Linked DNA regions of Mus musculus: region 1 is linked to region 2. A link is a loop called in an ENCODE intact Hi-C map of the cell type or tissue named here. Cell type or tissue: heart. All regions are shown on one strand. Each heading gives the region's core, and the rest is flanking DNA. Links, peaks and the distances in the headings are about the cores only. Region 1 holds the start of Asic3 (acid-sensing (proton-gated) ion channel 3). Region 2 overlaps Agap3 (ArfGAP with GTPase domain, ankyrin repeat and PH domain 3).

The links. Hi-C counts contacts between places; a loop is a spot of excess contacts. Peaks named below come from ENCODE experiments on the same cell type or tissue, not always from the same donor. Only the 100,000 strongest peaks of a DNase experiment are listed, where the experiment ranks them.
Region 1: it touches region 2 in a loop (2.9-fold over the local background); 14 of 42 quality-filtered maps call a loop at or near these places.

Annotation. Positions count from the first base shown.
Region 1 is chr5:24,412,660-24,420,980 of GRCm38, reverse strand. It overlaps Asic3 (acid-sensing (proton-gated) ion channel 3), which reads right to left and starts at 7,530. Exons shown (of 11, transcript NM_183000.2): 1 at 6,733-7,530; 2 at 5,441-5,591; 3 at 5,044-5,171; 4 at 4,692-4,881; 5 at 4,544-4,600; 6 at 4,297-4,444; 7 at 3,935-4,026; 8 at 3,779-3,858; 9 at 3,612-3,683; 10 at 3,428-3,486; 11 at 3,147-3,313. The coding sequence starts at 7,269. The coding sequence ends at 3,235. Cdk5 (cyclin-dependent kinase 5) reads left to right here. Exons shown (of 12, transcript NM_007668.4): 6 at 1-26; 7 at 176-250; 8 at 392-488; 9 at 653-722; 10 at 1,138-1,198; 11 at 1,301-1,381; 12 at 1,519-2,753. The coding sequence ends at 1,605. It also overlaps a transcript of Abcb8 not described here. In heart, for the core only: a CTCF peak has its summit at 4,650; DNase peaks (open chromatin) are centred at 400, 4,360 and 4,700; H3K4me3 peaks cover 238 bases; H3K27me3 peaks cover 2,588 bases.
Region 2 is chr5:24,482,918-24,491,238 of GRCm38, reverse strand. Agap3 (ArfGAP with GTPase domain, ankyrin repeat and PH domain 3) reads right to left here. Exons shown (of 18, transcript NM_139153.2): 9 at 7,806-7,898; 10 at 3,346-3,450. Among named protein-coding and RNA genes, the nearest start is that of Agap3, 35 kb to the right of the region's middle. In heart, for the core only: CTCF peaks have their summits at 4,959 (motif pointing right) and 7,661; DNase peaks (open chromatin) are centred at 4,928 and 7,658; H3K4me3 peaks cover 836 bases; H3K27ac peaks cover 479 bases; H3K27me3 peaks cover 379 bases.

The DNA.
Region 1 (8,321 bases), core at 248-8,247, 70 kb after region 2:
AGCCCCAGAACCTGCTCATAAACAGGGTATTGCTCTGGGAACAGGGAATGAGAATGCAGACGCTGGAGCAGGGGTGGGGAGCACTGAGGAAGCAGGATGGGGAGAAGGAAACTGAGCCTATCCTGACCCAGTTAAAAGGCCTTCTCCGTGTTCCCTTTGTGTTATCTCCCCTCAGAATGGGGAGTTGAAATTGGCTGATTTTGGCCTGGCCCGAGCCTTTGGTATCCCCGTCCGCTGCTACTCTGCTGAGGTGAGCCTGGGAAGGGGTACATGAAGCTGAAGGGAGGGAGTCCCCCAGCACCTTGTTTCCTCTGCTCTCTGAGCCTCCTCCTGGACCTCCTTCCAGCTCTCTAAGTGGGAGGGGGATCCCTGTGGGTGGGGTCTTCTCCAGGTGGTCACGCTGTGGTACCGCCCACCGGATGTCCTCTTTGGGGCCAAGCTGTACTCCACGTCCATCGACATGTGGTCAGCCGGCTGCATCTTTGCAGGTGACACATTGGGGTTCTGCAGAGGTCCTTCCAGTTGGGGTAACAAATAGGAGAACTTGTGAAGGAAGGGAGAGGGAGCTCTTGGGGCTGGGGCTGGAAGGCACAGGGGCACTTCAGAACAATGGGTCCTTCATGTACTCTTTTATCCCTGTTTTTCTCTGCAGAGCTGGCTAATGCAGGACGACCTCTCTTCCCTGGCAATGATGTGGATGACCAGCTGAAGAGGATCTTCCGATATCCTCCCAGTGCCCTTAGCCTACACCCCTTCACCTCTTTGTAGAATGGGAGTGGGCATAGAGCCTAGAGCTGGGGTGAGAGTTAGCCATTGCTTGCCCTTCACATTGTCCTTGCATGGATGGAGTCACGGTTGGTAAGGATGACACCCCTGATGAAGCTATTAGAAGTTGTTCCAGTAAGCCTTAGGAGGAAGGAAGAGGGTTCTTGGAGAAAAATGACTCGTCTGTTTGAACTGCAAGTATCGGGTTGGGTTTTCCTACTAAATACCATAAAATGGGGTTCATCTCAGGCTGGGCTGGGGATAGAGCATGGTGGTGTAAGAGAAGGTCAGGTGGGAATGAGGAATCCCCCCACTAGCCCCTCAAGTGTAGGTGTAACCCTCCCCACAAGTGACCCTTGACCACATGGACACACTGCTAGGGACACCGACTGAGGAACAATGGCCTGCCATGACCAAGCTGCCAGACTATAAGGTGTGCCTGGCTATGGGAGGTCTTGGTTCGTTAGAGGCCCCTTTTATTTTCCAACTCTATGATCCGTGCTGTGGCCTGACTCTGCCTGGCCCTCCTCTGCAGCCCTACCCAATGTACCCAGCTACAACATCCTTGGTGAACGTCGTGCCCAAGCTCAATGCCACGGGGAGGGACCTGTTGCAGGTAGGTGCCCGGCGGGTAAAAGATGGGGCCGTTTGTCTGTCCAGGACTAGAAACTGGAGACTGTATGCTTGCCCAGAGGGTCAAAAGATGGTGGGCTGTCCTAGCCTGAGCCACCTCTGCCTTTCTTCCCCCTGCAGAACCTATTGAAGTGTAACCCTGTGCAGCGCATCTCAGCAGAGGAGGCCTTGCAGCACCCCTACTTCTCTGACTTCTGTCCCCCATAGGCTCTCTGAACCCCAGTGGCCAGGCTGGGGCCTGGCCTGTTTAAGCCTCCCTCCCAGGAGGGTGGAAGAGTCGGGTGTGGGATGCTGAGCGCCAGCTGTGCTGGGCCAGCCAGGGCAGAGTTACCCTGGCCCGCGGCTTTCCCTCCCTCCGTGGACTTTATTTAATTTCATAAATTGGCTCCTTTCCCACAGTCTGATGATATGGTGGTGGGGTGGCTCTGGAGGGTGACTGGGGACTCCTGCAATGTGATGTGGCCCACAGCTTGTGCACTGAGCTACTCACGTCTGCTCTATCTCTTTACGTATCCTGAGACCAGGAATAGGAGGCAATGGTCCCTGTTCTTTTGATTGTGTCATGGCAGTCCTGTCTCCACACTCAGCTTACATAATCCTCCACACTTTTTTCCTCTGCCTAGAAGGCCAGATACAGTCCTGAGGTAGGATGCCTGAGTGCAAAGCTGAGTCTTTGCCAGAAGGGGAGAATGGGCCAGGCCTCTCTAGCTCTGCATCCTATATAGAGCCTTCCACATCTGTCTTCTCACACTTGGAGTTGTCAGCTGGGGCAGAAGAGATCCAGAGCTGTGTGGGTCTCTTCCATAAGCACAGCCCTTCCCAGTTCCTGTTTGTCACTTTTCCAGGGGTTGGGGTACAGTGAGAGTAGGAAACTGGAGCTGAGGCGAAACTCCAGGAGTGCCCTCTTGACAGGAAGGGGAAGGGAGGGCTCTCTTGGGCCCACTGTCTTAGCAGGTTGTCAGCTCCTATGGAGAGGTTGGAAAGGCGAGAACCTTCGAAGGCGAGACACCAGTTTGTGTTCTTGCACATGGACTAGTTCTCATGTAACCTGCCACTTCCACCTTCTCGCTGAGCTAGTTAGAACCTCGTTCCAGCTCTCCACCGTTGGTGCAATGAATACCTACTGACCATGCCCACTATGGGCCGTCACCTAAGCTCTGGGCATGGAGAGACTACCTTCTTAGATTTTGGTAGGAGGTAAGCCTAGTGTATAGGCCTGCATTCCAATCTACCAAGGAGCCCGAGGCAGTGCTGCAAGGGCAGTGTGGGCTTGGGAGTGAGTTCAAGGTAATCTGGAAAACCTAGTGAGACTCTGTTTCTAAATAAACAAGATATAAAAAGGTCTGGGAAGCCAACCATGCCTATAATCTCAATATTTGGGAGGTTAGGAGTTCAAGATAATCCTTGGCTGCATAGTACAATCCTAGCTGGAAGTTTATGAGACCCTGCCTCAGGAAAAAAGTGATGGGGGATGCTTCCATGGAAAAATACTCGCATAGCGGGCATCCTCCACACCCGAGGCGTAGTCCCCGGTACTCAAGAAAAACAAAATGAAAAGAAAATGGGTTTGAGGACCTCATCAACTCCTCACTAAGGTGTGCCTGACTGAGCTTGTCTCAAAATTACCCCACCCCACCTCAAGAGAATTGTTAAGTCTAACTGGGGCCCAGGGCCCAGCTGGAGAATGGATGAGGCTGGAAGCTGTCATCGACTCTGCTCGTGTCTGATCTGTAAGGCAGACGCCTGAGGCACGTGTACTAGAGCTTTATTAGGGTAAAGAAGGCAAAGATGTACAGCCTGGGCATGTCCAAGATGTCACGGCGCAGCCAAGCAGGTCTAGAGCCTTGTCACGAGGTAACAGGTACGGTGGGAGGCAGCGAGTGTCTTGGTGACAGCACTGGGAGCGGTAGGAGGCCTGGTGGGACAAGCCACAGCACTGGGCAGGGCCCCCTCCACCTCTTCTGTCCTGGACCTGAACTTCTTCCTCTGAACCTGTCCTGTCCCCATTATGGGGAATATTTCATATTACCTGGGGCCTAGGCTGAGATGGGGAACATGTGTTCGATGCCCATTCAACTCTTCCTGGAGCTGTGGGAAGAGGGGTCAGGTGGAGACCAGCCAATATTGTTGTACTTATAGCTCCTGGGCCAAATGTTTAAGGTTTGGGGTGAGGCCTACAATGTTAGGGATGGGGGATGGCAAAGGAGTGTTACCAGAGTGTTGCCAGAGCGCCTTTGAGAGCTCCTTCTGTTCCAGAAGTACCCCAGGACTCTGTCTTGAAAAACCTGGGGACAAGTGGCAGGAGTTAGGTGGCCAACATCTATATTCTTAGACACTGGTGGCCTGATTCTTCCCCATGGTGTCTGGGGTTCTGTCCCACCTCACAGAGGTAGTCGAGGATCTCGAGGATGGTAAGCAGGCTGGCTCCGATAAACAGTCCCATCTGTCCCCCAATGTCTCCTGTGGAGGCAGAGTGCTGTCAGTTCACGATCACCTACCTTCTGCACCTCTGCAGACCCAGGCACTCAGTACACACCCAGCAACTCCGACACTTCATAAGCTGCCTTTTGTTCCACGGCCTCATAGTTGAGGGCTTCAAAGAAGATATCCAGAACCAGTACATTCTCCCTGAAGGAAAAGAAGCGCGAACTACTTGCTGGACACCACCCGGGGCCAGCTGGAAGTGGGTGTGAGCATTCTGGCCCCTTTCAAGAACCTTGGGTTGTTCCCATCCCCCAAGTCAGAAAGTTTAAGCAGTTTGCCCAAGTCCCAGAACCTGTTATGTAGAGATGACTCTAGCCTGGGCTGTGTGCGAAAGGGTTCCAGTCCAGTTCCCTGCTAGGAGCCCCTTGACTCAGGTACAGTGCCTCCAGCCTTGCTACCATGTCCCTTGCTCACGTGATGTAAGTCTCGCTACGGTTGTATTTCCGGGCCAGGTAGCGAGCTGAAGCGCGGCTGGGAATCCGCACCATGGAGAGCTCCTTGGCATAGCGTGTAGTGGCGCACGGGTTGGGACAGACACAAGTGTCCTTTCGCAGCATAGCGTCTGCAGGCCGCAAAGCAAGGAACAGGAGCACTTGGCCAAGAGGGTTGTGATCAATGTCTGAATGGATGGGGACAGGGAGGCTGAAGAGATGTGCCTTACCCAGAGCTGGGCTGGCACAGTCCTTGTACTGCTGGGGGCTGCACACTGGGGAGTTTCCTAGAATAGGAAGAAGAGACCGGTCTGAGAGCTTGAGAGCGCCCCCTAGGGTATCTTCATTCCCTACTCTCAACAGAGCCCAGTCCCTTACCAGGCATATGCATCATTCGACATCCGCACTTCCGAGCCACATAGCGTGACTCACAGGCCAGGCGACACCCTATTAAGCTATAAGGAGGGCTGGAGCTAGGGGAACCCAGGGGATCAGAGGGCTCTGGATCAAAGTCGGGATCCACAGATGCGGTATTGCAGTCACCCCAGGGTGGTGGCAGGAAACTCAGCTGTCAGAGGGACAAGATTAAATAGGCTGTTTAGTAATAGAGGTGTGTGTGTGTGTGGCCCCCACAGTCAGGCTGAGACACTGTGGCTTGGGGTCTTAGGGCCTTCTAGGGATGGTAGGAGCTTGGGGAGGGTGGGAGGTGCAGGCAGTTGAGCCAACATACTTGCTGTTGCTGGCAGGACACAAAAGTCTGGTGGCCTGGGGCAGCACCGAAGCCCAGCTGGTCAATGGCAGGGGGTTCCTCCTGGCCGTGGATCTGCACTCGGATCCCCACCTCAAATGGGGTCTCTTCTGCAGGGAGGGGCCTTTAAGGCCCCAGACACTCCATTCCCAGGAGAGACTCTCTTGGCAGTCCCTCTCCTCAGGATTTAGAAGAGACAGCCCTGTCTCTTCTCACAAAATTACATGCTTTGGGACTTCTCCCTACACACCTACCGCCTCTCCCTCCCCCTCCTCTCCCCCTCCCTCTCCCCCTCCCTCCCATGGTCTTGTGATTTCCCAGCCTCAGGCATGCATCCACCCTTATCCCTCCTCACAGGCAATGACCCTGTGGCCCTCACCCATGTCCTTCCAGATGGGCAGATACTCCTCCTGCTGTACATCCAGCATAATCTCCAGTCCATTGCCAGCACCGCCCTTAGGAGTGGTGAGCAGCTCTGCCCCCTGGGCACCAGAGTTGAAGGTGTAGCATTGCCCCATTCGAGTGAAAATCTGGGGGGGGGGAGGTTGGGGGGAACAGAAAGGAACAGTCCCTCTCTCAAACAAGCCCTTGGGAATGGGACCATACCACCCCTTGAGCCCGTTCTCTTTGTTTTGTCCTTTAGGGTTTTGGAGGGAGGGACAGGGAGTAAGATCTTATGTAGCCTGGCCTTGTCTGGTGCTTTCGATGTAACTGAGCTGGCCTCAAATTCCTGATCCTCCTGGTTCCAAATACCAAGTCCTGGGACCACAGGAAAAGCCACCATGGCAGTGACAAATCCTTCCAGTTCTGGAGGCAGATGTGCAAGCTCAGTAGGTCTTGGGTAGATGCTCTCCCCCTGCATGTGCTGTCTTACGTACCTAGGGGGAGCCTAAGTGATGAAGTCTAGGAGATCTAGCTGATTTTCCACCATGTCCTCATTTTCTTAAGGTTTTTTTTTTTTTTTGAGACAGAATCTCTCTATGTAGTCCTAGAATTTATATATTGTAGATGAGGCTGGCCTCAAATCCCCAGGGATCCTCCTGCCTCTGTTTTCCAGGTTCTGGGATAAAAGATGTGCACCCCCATGCTTGTTTTATGCTTTGGACTTTTTTGAGACTGGATCTCATACGAAGAAACCACTTCTCCCACCCTCCTTGAAGGAACTTGATAGGCCATACCTCAATGTCCTTAGTCTCACATGTAGGTATGTGGAATGGAGAAGCCTCCTGCCTCAGTGTAACTTCTCTGCCTCTCGCCAAAGCCCTGACAGCAGTATCCCTACAGGGGTAACTGGATGTATTCTTGCCCTCTTTTGGGGTGGAATAATTCAGAGGAGGCAGAGGAACATCAGTTCTCTCCTGCCCCAGAATAGTCTCAGGGTACTGCAGTCTACTCTAGGAGCAAGTGTCTCTACTGATTAGCCCTTGGTCCTGCAGCTTGCTTGGATTGCTGTCCTCACTGAGAGGCATAGCCAGGTGCACAGATGTCTAACTGAGATGGACAGAGATAGCCTCCCAAGGCAGCTTCCCGGATAGACAGAACGAATGTCTCCGATGGAAGGCCTGTGGCCAGCAGGAAGGAAGGGATAGCCAGGCAGGGGTGGTAAGGTTTCCTTACTGACAAGGCTGAAAATTGTAGTCACTAAATAGGGTCTTCGGGCAACTGGCTCACCACTGTGAAGTTCTCAGGTCCACAGGGCTGGCCACGGTATCGGCAGTCCAGCAACATGTCCTCAAGGGAGTGGCCGGCTCTGGCGTAGAGTTGTGCCATGTCAAAAGTCGGACTGGGCATGAAGCCAGGTGGTGCAGGGGGCTGGCCCAGGGCACGAAGGTAGGCAGCATGTTCAGCAGGGTCCAGACCCAGCAGTGCCGTTCCGGCCCAGTGCAAGTCATTGGGTGTGAGGCGTGAGCGGCGCAGGGGATTGATGTTACACAAAGTGACAGCTGGGAAGGTAAGCTGGTGGCTCTCACGCTCATCCAGGGTGGTCTTATGGTGGAACTCCCCATAGTAGCGAACCCGCTCAGCCACCTGGTAGAGGAAGGCCGCCAGCGACAGGAGTACAGCTGTGGCCCACAGCCCACGGCGCAGGGTCAGGCCTCCAGGGCCAAAGATGTGGCCCAAACCATGCATCGTGCAGCTGTTGGCGAACACCCGGATGTCTGAGGCCTGTCGCCGCTGGGCCTCCTCCAGTCCTGAGGGAGGTTTCATGGCTGGAGCAGGGAGGTTTCCTGACTGGGGATGGGATTTCTAAGGAGCACGGAAGCTGTTTTGTAGGGCTAGCAGGATAGTGGTGGGGATTGAAATGGGACTCAAGTAGCTCAGCAAGGAATACGGAGAGAGAAGGAGAAGGTAGAGACGGGAGGAGCCAAGACAGGTGAAAGTACTGGCCTGATAGGACTGGATGAGTTGAACTTCGGTCAGCTCTGCCTTCCCCAGAACAGGCGTTGACTCCGTGGGGCTGGGTCTCTGCAGTAAAGACCAAGTAGGGCGCAGGAGGTAGTGGCAGGCAGGGGCTGCAGAACAGGACTGAGCTAAAGCTGCTGCAGAGGATTAGGTTTCAGCACGAGGGGGGTTGGGGGGCAAGCGGAGCAGTCTGGGGGGGCAGGGGAGGTCCCTGGGGGCACAGGCTGAGCCATTAATGCAGCATGTGGGGGAGTCTCTGCTGTCAGAGACCAGAGGCGCCAGGAGGAAACCACAGCGGTCCATGGTAGGGCTTGAAGGAAACCCAGATAGACATTGGGGTTTGGGATGCCTTTGAGGCCTTTTAGGCTCCCAGTCACAGCCCCTGAATGCAGACCTGAGGGTCATTGGCTGATTCTTAGTCTACCCCCTCTCCTTTTTGCCTCTCCTGCCCTTCCATGAACCCACCTGACATCATTTGTTCTTTTGCAGAGTGGACTTGGCTTCTGACCAAGTTAGAGAGTGGTGGGAGGTTTGGCACAGGCAGATCTCTTCTTATGCCCCTAGCATCCTAGTAATACTACATGACAAGGGCCCTCTTCAGGTTCCATATCCAGTGGCCTCTGTCTTCTGACTATCCTCCTCTGCCTGGAGACCCAGACCCTCCTTTTGGTGAGGCTATCCTCCTTCATAGTGACCATGGACTCTCCTGCTGCCCTAGAGGTATCCAGGGTCCTCTGTTACTTTACATCTTCCTCTCTTAATGAACATATTCTGGGGATCATGAGCTCCAGAACCCGGAAAGCACCCTCATTACTTGTCCTAGTCCATATGGAGTGCTGTCTTATAACTATGTCTTC
Region 2 (8,321 bases), core at 105-8,104:
TCTGTCCTGCTCATCTTCACCATCATTCCTTAGACCCGCATCTTGCACTGGCTGCTCTAGACAAGTGTCAACAGCTGGTTGGGCCAAAGGCCCAGCTGCAGTCGCTCTCCTGAGGGAGGGTTTGGATTGCTCCAGTTCACAAGGAGGTCACAGCAGTTATCACTCTTTAGGCCCACTCAAGCTCTGAGATGCCCAAAGCTGGTATGTAGTATGAGAAAATGACCCTAGGCCAAGAACGAGAGTCACACAGAGGGACTTTGTTCAGGGCCAAGGAGCTAGAAGCCGCCTAGCAGAGAAAGAGACTGTCCAACTTCTGCATCTGATCACACCATATCCTGTGGGTCCAGCAGTGTGTCACCCTCAGAAGTCTGGGCCGAGTGCTGGGCCCAGGGAAACAAACAGTGAGGAGCCTGGCGGGGCAGCAGCAGAAAAGGGACTGCAGGCGGAGAGCAATAGTGTTTCCCTCTGTCAGCAGAACAGGGGAGCAGGGTGGTGGCAGCGGCTGCTCAGGAGAGCGGTCACCACGGCTGCCTTTATTACCCACCATCAAACAGCAATTTCTTCCCCAGCCTCCTCGCTAATTACCCAGCCAGCGTTCTCATCTCGTTTTATTACTGGAATTAACAACGAGTTCAGAGCGTGGAAAGCTATTAAGATGTGTGATTAAGCCACATTCAATTAGTTTCTACAAACAATTTAATTGATGTTGCAGATAGAATTAACAGAAGGTGATTGTGTGAATGGCTCCGCTGGCTGCAAAATGGGGGAAGCTGTGGCAGGCTCTCTTGGGCCAGAGAGATTCGGCTCCAGACTTGAAGCTTGCGGCCTGCCCACCAACTTGTGCTCCACATGCTGGGCCAGCCAACTCCATTAGTAGGAGAGGCCCAGACACTGTGGTCCTGCCTCTCAGGTGAGACCTGTGCCCTTCAGGAGAGTCAGATAGGCCCAACCAAGTCATGAGGGAACCTCTGTAGGGGCTAGAAAACGCTTTCTCCCATTTGATCTTGCCTAAAAGGCTGAGAGGCCTTTCGCTTTCTCTTACTTGTTAAGATCTGAGCAACCCAGGTTCTTGCAGGTTAGACTAGGTCATTGCTGTGCTAAAGCTCTTCTGAGGTTAGAGGAAGGTGGCAAATGGGACCCAGGTGAGCGCCAGTAGCCAGTGAGGTCATGCAAGCCACAGCTACAGGCAAAGAGAAGGGGAAAGGAAGGTCACAGGAATGAACTGGGCCTGAGAACACAGCTCTTGGCTTCATGCTGTGTCTAACAGGAAGTTTTCAAGAGAGCTGGCAAGTCTGACAAGAAGGCCAGGCCCAATGCTCTGCTGGTGTCCCGAAATCCAACAGGAAGGACCTTCTTTTCTGGGTGCCTGAGGAGTCCAGCTATTGGGTACAATGGCCACAGAATCCCAAGGGGACCTAAAGGGCTAGAAACCAAGAGGCTAGGTGATTATTGGGCTGGCTGTCACCTGCAAGGGCAGCAGGACAGGTCTGGAAGTTCCTGGCCCCCAGGTCCTGTCATAGGGCCCTGAAGCACAAAGCACAAGTATGATGAGAGGAACTCCCAGGATCTCGGACACTCAGTCAGACCTCTGGTGGCTTCCCTAACTTACTCTGTTCTGACTTTTCCAGTCAGTCTCAGAAGTAGATTTTCTTGGCAAACAGTGGCAAATCTGGGTAATGTTGATAATGGATCTACCTTTTGGTTCACTTACCAGCTGGGTAGTAGCTTTAACATCGTTACAGAACCTCCAAGCCACGACTTTTAGCTGTGGCTGTAGAGATAACATTCTCACTATCTTCTCTCTTTTCTGACTTTCCCCAAACCAGAACATAGCCTGATACAACTGACCCCATCCCTCCAGGTTTCCATCCCAGCAAAAGGGATGGACCACCACACTCGGCCATAGGTGCACAGATAGAAAGCCACTGCCGAGGATGTAGGCAGGAGGCTGAAACCACCCACACAAGAGGGAGGCAGCTAGTTTTCAGGTTCCTTGGTCCTGATGCAAACATGCAGAGAACATATGTAGCCGGCCTGGCATACAGAGGGAGACATGACTCAGGAGAGCTGGCAGGGGCTTCTGCGCCTCAGCTTACAGCCCAGTTTCTCCTGAAACCAGGGAAGATACCTCAAATCCCTTCTGAAGAAGACAACCCTGAATCTACTCACACATTTTCCCCCAGCCCTCCCTAGAATGGGGAGGGAGGCCTTACATCTGCAGTGGACACTCTTGGTCTAAGACACCTTCGATCTCTGTAGGCAGGGCCACTTGCCTCCTACTGTCTTTTGAGGACATGGAAGAAGGCTGAGGGCTGTGTGAGAAGGAGGGTGGGTCAAGCTGAGAAGAGAGTCTGCTGGAGTGTGGGTCCTTCTCTGTCTCAGGGCTCACTACTACCCGGCATTCTGGCCCAGGGACTAAGGTCAATCAGTGTTACCCGAGGTAAGGGGAAAGACCAAGACCTGGAGGAGTCAGAAAAGAGGAAGACCAACAGGAAGCCCAGGTCGTGATCTGGCCCGAGTGGAGACCGCCTGAGGCCTGCTCTGCCCGGGCCTATGTCCATGCCAGGTCTTTTGGAGGGTTGTCTGGGTAGGCCTGGTAGGACCAGGTAATGGCCAGGAAATGAAACCCTTGGCACCTGTCAGGCAGGAACTCCCTGACACTGTGTGCAGATTTAAAGATGGGCTAGGGACCCTCTGAGGCTAGCCCAGAGGCTCTGGGCGGGGGCGGGGGTGGGGGTGGGGGGGTGGGGCTGGCCCACGTGCTGTGCTCCAGGGGCTTCACAGGAGAACTCATTAGCCCCACAGTGGGGTGGTGACAGAGATGGATTCTGGTGACAGCTGTGTGCTGGAGCCACGCAGTGAGGGAAGGAGAAGGAAGGAGGGTAGGGAGAGCTGCCACAGGGGCCACATTACAATTCCTGGAATACCCATGTCACCACTGCTGGGGCACAAGCCATGTGTTCTTCAGACCAGAACCTTCTACTCCTCCTTAGGCCAAACTCAATATCCTGGCTCCCTAGCATTGCTGGCCCAGGAGACTAGCGCTCCTCATCACCATGGCTAGCTCCAGACCCTGGATCAGCAACATGCATGTCCTTGGCTACAGAAGTTCAATAGTTACATGAGAAATAGAGCCTGGCTGGCAAGGGCAGGGCAGGCTGGCCATGACAGCCCAGCAGCACCAGCTAAGCATAGCTGGTGGGGAGCTTGCTCTGCTGGAAAGGCAAACATCAGTTCATATGCCCTTTCCAAACTACTAAAGTATGGTGCATTTTCAAAAGAAACCCCCAGAGATCACCAGGAGTCCTCTGTCACAGTCCCTCATCCCCACCCTTCTGGACTCACGTGCAGGCTAGGGTGGTAAGTAAGCAACCCGTTGTCACACAGCGTCACATACTTCTTCTTCCACTCCTTGTTCAAGGATTTGCCGCTTCTTTTCAGCAGGATCCCCTAAGAAGAAAGGCACAGTTACAGACCAGGAGTCAGCCTGGGGGTCGCTGTGTCCCAGGGGCAGGGTTCCAACCAGAGGCCAGCTAAAAGGCCTTTCTGTGCTGATGCCTGGGACTTGAGCAGAGCCCAGGAGCCAGCCCAGCACAGGAAAGTCATGATGTGACCAGGTCTCCTCACCCTGCTTCCTGCTGAAAGCTCTGCATCTGGGCAGAGGGGTTAAGGGCCTGCAGTGCATTGAGTAGAGCAGGAGGCCACATCTTCTCACTGGCCACTCAGCAGGAAGCAGTTTGAGCCACTATTAAGCTAGAAGGCTGTACAAGAGAGAAGGACAACTGGTAGAGGATTCTAGTTTCCTCCCACCTGAGGGAGCTCAAGGCAGAAAAATCCCATCCCAACAACGCTCCAGACCTTATGCGAGGCACCAAGAAGTCCAAGTCCCCCATTCAGCCACCAAACTGCCCATGCAAGCCAATGAGATGTCTCTTGTCCCCCAGTGCCCCTGTTTGGCCTATCAGCTCTCTACCACCGAGCTATATCCCCAGTTTTCTCTTTATAACAGCCTCTGCCAAACTGCCTAAACTGGCTTTAAACTCTCGATAGTCCAGGTGAGCCTAGAACCGATTATCCTCCTGCATCAGCCTCCCGAGTAGCTGAGATTGCAAGCCTATACCACAAGAGCTAGCATGATGTGTTCTTCGAGTGTTAGGTCCAACAGGCAAGGACAGGAGCGGGGCCTATGAGCACAACATTATCTGTGTGGGCTCTGTTAACTCTCAGTACCCAGCAGAGTCAGCACCTGGCCAGAACAGATGCCCACAAGTGTCTGTTGGAAGAACTGGAAAAAGTGCCAAGACTGTGCTGCGTGGCTGTCAAGAGATGAAGGCAGGACGGAGAACCTGATTGGCAATACCTCCCTCAGCCTTCCTTCCTTCCCTCTGGGAGAAACCAACTCCTCTATTGTGCCTTAGAGATGTCTTCTGAATTACTCCAAGATCACAGGCAGACAGGCGGGAACCTGAGTACTACACATGGAACTATGGTGGCTGGTCCCTCAAAGCCACCAACTCAGTCTAGGCAGGAAGAGGCATGTGGTCCTAGTTACAAACTGGGACTTGGTGGGAGGAGTTCTGACAGACAATGCTGAGACAGGAGAAAGGTATAGTCTGGGCTGTCCATGGGGTGGTAAAGGGTGATAATGCCCATATGTGGAGGCAAAAGCAGGCCCTGCCCTCAGCCAGTCAGTAAAAATGGCCATGGAGGAATGCCAATGAGCAGCCAAGTATCAGATTCAGCCATACACTTCCCTTGGGTCCTTCTTGACCTAGTGGATGGTGTGAAAACATGTGATTAAGGGGTGGGAATGGTGACACATGCCTGGAGCCTGAGGGCTTGAGAGACTGAGGCAGAAGGCAAGTTAAAGGCCAGCGGGTGGGTGGGCCGGCCAGCCAGCCAGCCAAGATTACATAAAAGACAATTAAGGACTTACAAGTGATCTCACCCCTGGCCACTAGGGGGCGAACGGGCGCTGAGGAAGAGTGCTCAACCAGGGAAGCGTGAGCAGCTTCAGTTTCCAGCTCCCACTTTTTGATATGTCCATATCCTTGATAAGTCCCCTCCTCCCTCCTCTTTTCCCACCCCCGAGAAACAGATGTCATTTCAGTAGATGCAGTAACACGTGGAGCATCCAGGACATCTCCTGCTTCCTGATGATGAGACGTTGCCTTCAAACAGAGGTTCTGAATGAAGACAGCCTGGGATTGTTCTTTTACAAAAAAGCCACCAGTGCCCCAGTTAAATAGTCTGTGAAGGGCCCTGAGAAGATTGCCTGGTGCCCTGTCTGTGGCCATAGTGTTCCTGGCACAGGCAAGCTGTAGAAGCAGAAGGGAGCCAAGCCACTCCTTCTCCCTGATTCTTAGCAATGGCATCCAAGGGCAAGTGACCTCTGAGGACAGACCACCATTAAGAAGAGGAGGGAAGAAGCCAAGTGAAACGGTAGGCTGCAGAATCTCCTTGGAAACCCAGCGGGCTTCACAACTTTCTTGATGTTGGTCATCAAGAGGTCTTCCTCTCACTCCGCCAGCTCCAGAACCCTCACACCTGAACCCTCTTGTCACCAATGGTAGGCATTGCCTCTAAGCCCTGGCCCGGCTCCCCTTCATGCCACCAGCTGGCTAGGTACATCGAAAAAACTTCAGTCTGTCTGGACCAGAGCTGCCTGAAGACCACCGGATCTACCCAGGTACTCCTCCAACTAGTTAGAGGGTCAGAAGTCAGTCTGCTGCAGAGGCAGCTCAGGAGCGAAGCCCTTTCTGCCCGACAAAACACCTAGCTTTCCTTGTCTTAATGAGGTTCGTTAGCAAGGGGTGTAGGCGGGGCGCCAAAGAGCTCGCCAGCAGGCTAGAGGGCGGCAGAGCGACCCTGGCCGCCAACCCTCTGCCCAGTCTTGCTGCACCCACCCTCCAACCCGGGTTCCAAGAAGGAGAGAAGCTGCGGGGTTCCCGCTCCCTCCCTGGCCGGCCGGCTGCGCACCGTGGAGCAGGAAGCAATCTGGGGCGGAATGGGAGCGGTGCGGAGGCGACAGCCCCCAGAGGACCCGTTCCCGCCGCCGCCTCCCTCCCAGCTCCGCCAGCCGACTTAATTGCGGAGTCCGGATTGATTGGGAATGCAAATGGCAACTGAAAAGCAATCTCCACTCCCAGCAGGAGCTAGGGGGAGGGGAAGGTACAGAAAAGGGGAGCACAGGACAAGGGGGCGGGAAAGGGGAGGAGCCACGAATGTGGCACAGAGATACCTAATGGGCGGCTGAGGTCAGTAAAAGTCTTCTGCTCCTCAACCTTCATGGGCAGAGCCTCCCTACTGAGCAGCACCCACCCCCACCCCGCCCCCAGGTGGACAAATGCAATCTCCAGCCCAGAGCCTTAACCTAGGAAGAGCCTTCCTGAGACACTCAGGGCATCTGACACCCAAGCAACCACCAGACTTCCAGGCACCAGTTGACAGGGCACTCTTTCCCCTTCATTCTTGCAGGTGGAGGACTCAGAGAACAACTGATCCAGTCCCCACCCCCACCCTGCTATTGCAACCCCCAGACAGGAAAGCCAGTGGGAGCAGGAGGCAAGCAAGTACTCTCAATCACTCAACAAACGTGTCTGGGTGGGTATAACCACAGTACCAACACTCTGAAGGCACTGCCATCCTCACCCCCACCTCCACTCAGGCTGAGTCCACAGTGCACCAGCAATTGAAGGCCCTGGCCTCCTGGAATCACACTGACACACAGAGGGGCAGGAAGCAGAGGACTTTCACTGCAGCCATTCTGTGCTCTCAGCCTGTTCAGGTGACTTCCCTCCCAGAGACTGTCCCAGTTGGAATGGTCCCTGGCAGACATAAATTCAATCAACAGAGGGATGAAGAAGACAAGGAGACAGGAGAAAGAAGTGGGCGTGCACGTGGCTCCCTGGCCTACACTCTAAGCCCTCATTAGCTTATGAGATCTTCTGGAAGAGTAGCCAGTGCTCTTAACTGGGCCACCTCTCTACCTTCCTGCCACAATTGTTTCTTCTGTTTTGACCAGGTGTGCTTCACTCTATCTGCTGCAAATGAAAGCTGCTTTCATTAGGGTGAGATGTACTTACCAAGAAAGCATGTGTGCGCTAGTGTGTGTGTATGTGTGTGTACGTGTGTGTGCACGTGCGTGCCGTATGTGTGTGTATGTGTACGTGTGTTCATGTGTGTATATGTGTGTGCACGTGTGCATGTGTGGTATGTGTGTGTGTATACGTGTGCATGTGTGTGTGTGCAACAGTAATTGGGAATCAGTGAATAAGAGAAAAGAGAAAGAACAGAGATGCTTGCAGTGGTGGTCTGCATCAGTAAACCCCAGACATGAGCATTCCTCCATGCTGCCTTTTACTCAGGCTCTCTTTGGCTTGGTTTGTGTTTCTGAGACAGTCTTGCTATGCTGTGGAGCCTGACCCCGGATTCCTTAAACAACCCAAGGTAGCTCAAATTATACATACTCCTGCTCTGCCTCCAAAGTCCTGGACCTGCAGACACGTTCCACCATACCCAGCCCCTACGTTACCGCCCCCACCCCCACCCCCAAGTCTTTTCCTTAGCTCAGAGTCCAGGAGGCTCCCTCTCCAGGTTGCACCAGCGAACCATCAGGTCCGGAAGCCAACTGAAGGCCGCAGGTGGCTCTCTGCTGCTCTCCAGTGGTAAGGAAGAGGGAAGGCAGCTGTCTGGGGACCAGGTTCTTGGGCCTCACGCTTCAGACCAGGAGGATCACCAGTCCCTTGGTAAACAGTAGGCCTAGGATCCTGGCCCCGGGAAGAAGGCTCCTGTCCTGGGCTAACCTGCTTGATGGGGATGGCCCGGCCACTCCCGATGCTGTCCACTCTGCACTCCGCAGCTTTCTTCTCCCTGTCCAGGTCAGCACCTTTTCGAGACTGAAAGAGAAAAGAACAAACACGTTAGAGGTCTGGGGCCTCTCTGGCGAGTCCTGCCCGCCTGTCGTTCTCCACCCTCCCGTTTTCCTCCCTCTCCTGGGCAGTCCTAACTCTGGGTTTGGCCTGGACGGCGGGTCGGGAAGGAACCAAGACACGAGTATTCCAATGGGTTTATTCTTACACACGGCACCATACAGAGCAGCACAGGTCACTGAGCCAGGCCCGCCCCTCACAAAGAGCAAGGACACAAAATACGGAGGGCGCAATGAGTGTGCAGCCCAGGGCCTGGAGTTTGTTAAGTGAAGGGAGGGGTGAGGAGAGGTGGCCCGGTGGGGCTGAGGGCTGGCCAGGAGCACAGGGCACGACAACCAGGGAGAGCAAAGTCCGGAAGTGAGCGGGCAGGTGCTCTTTGCGGCACAGACA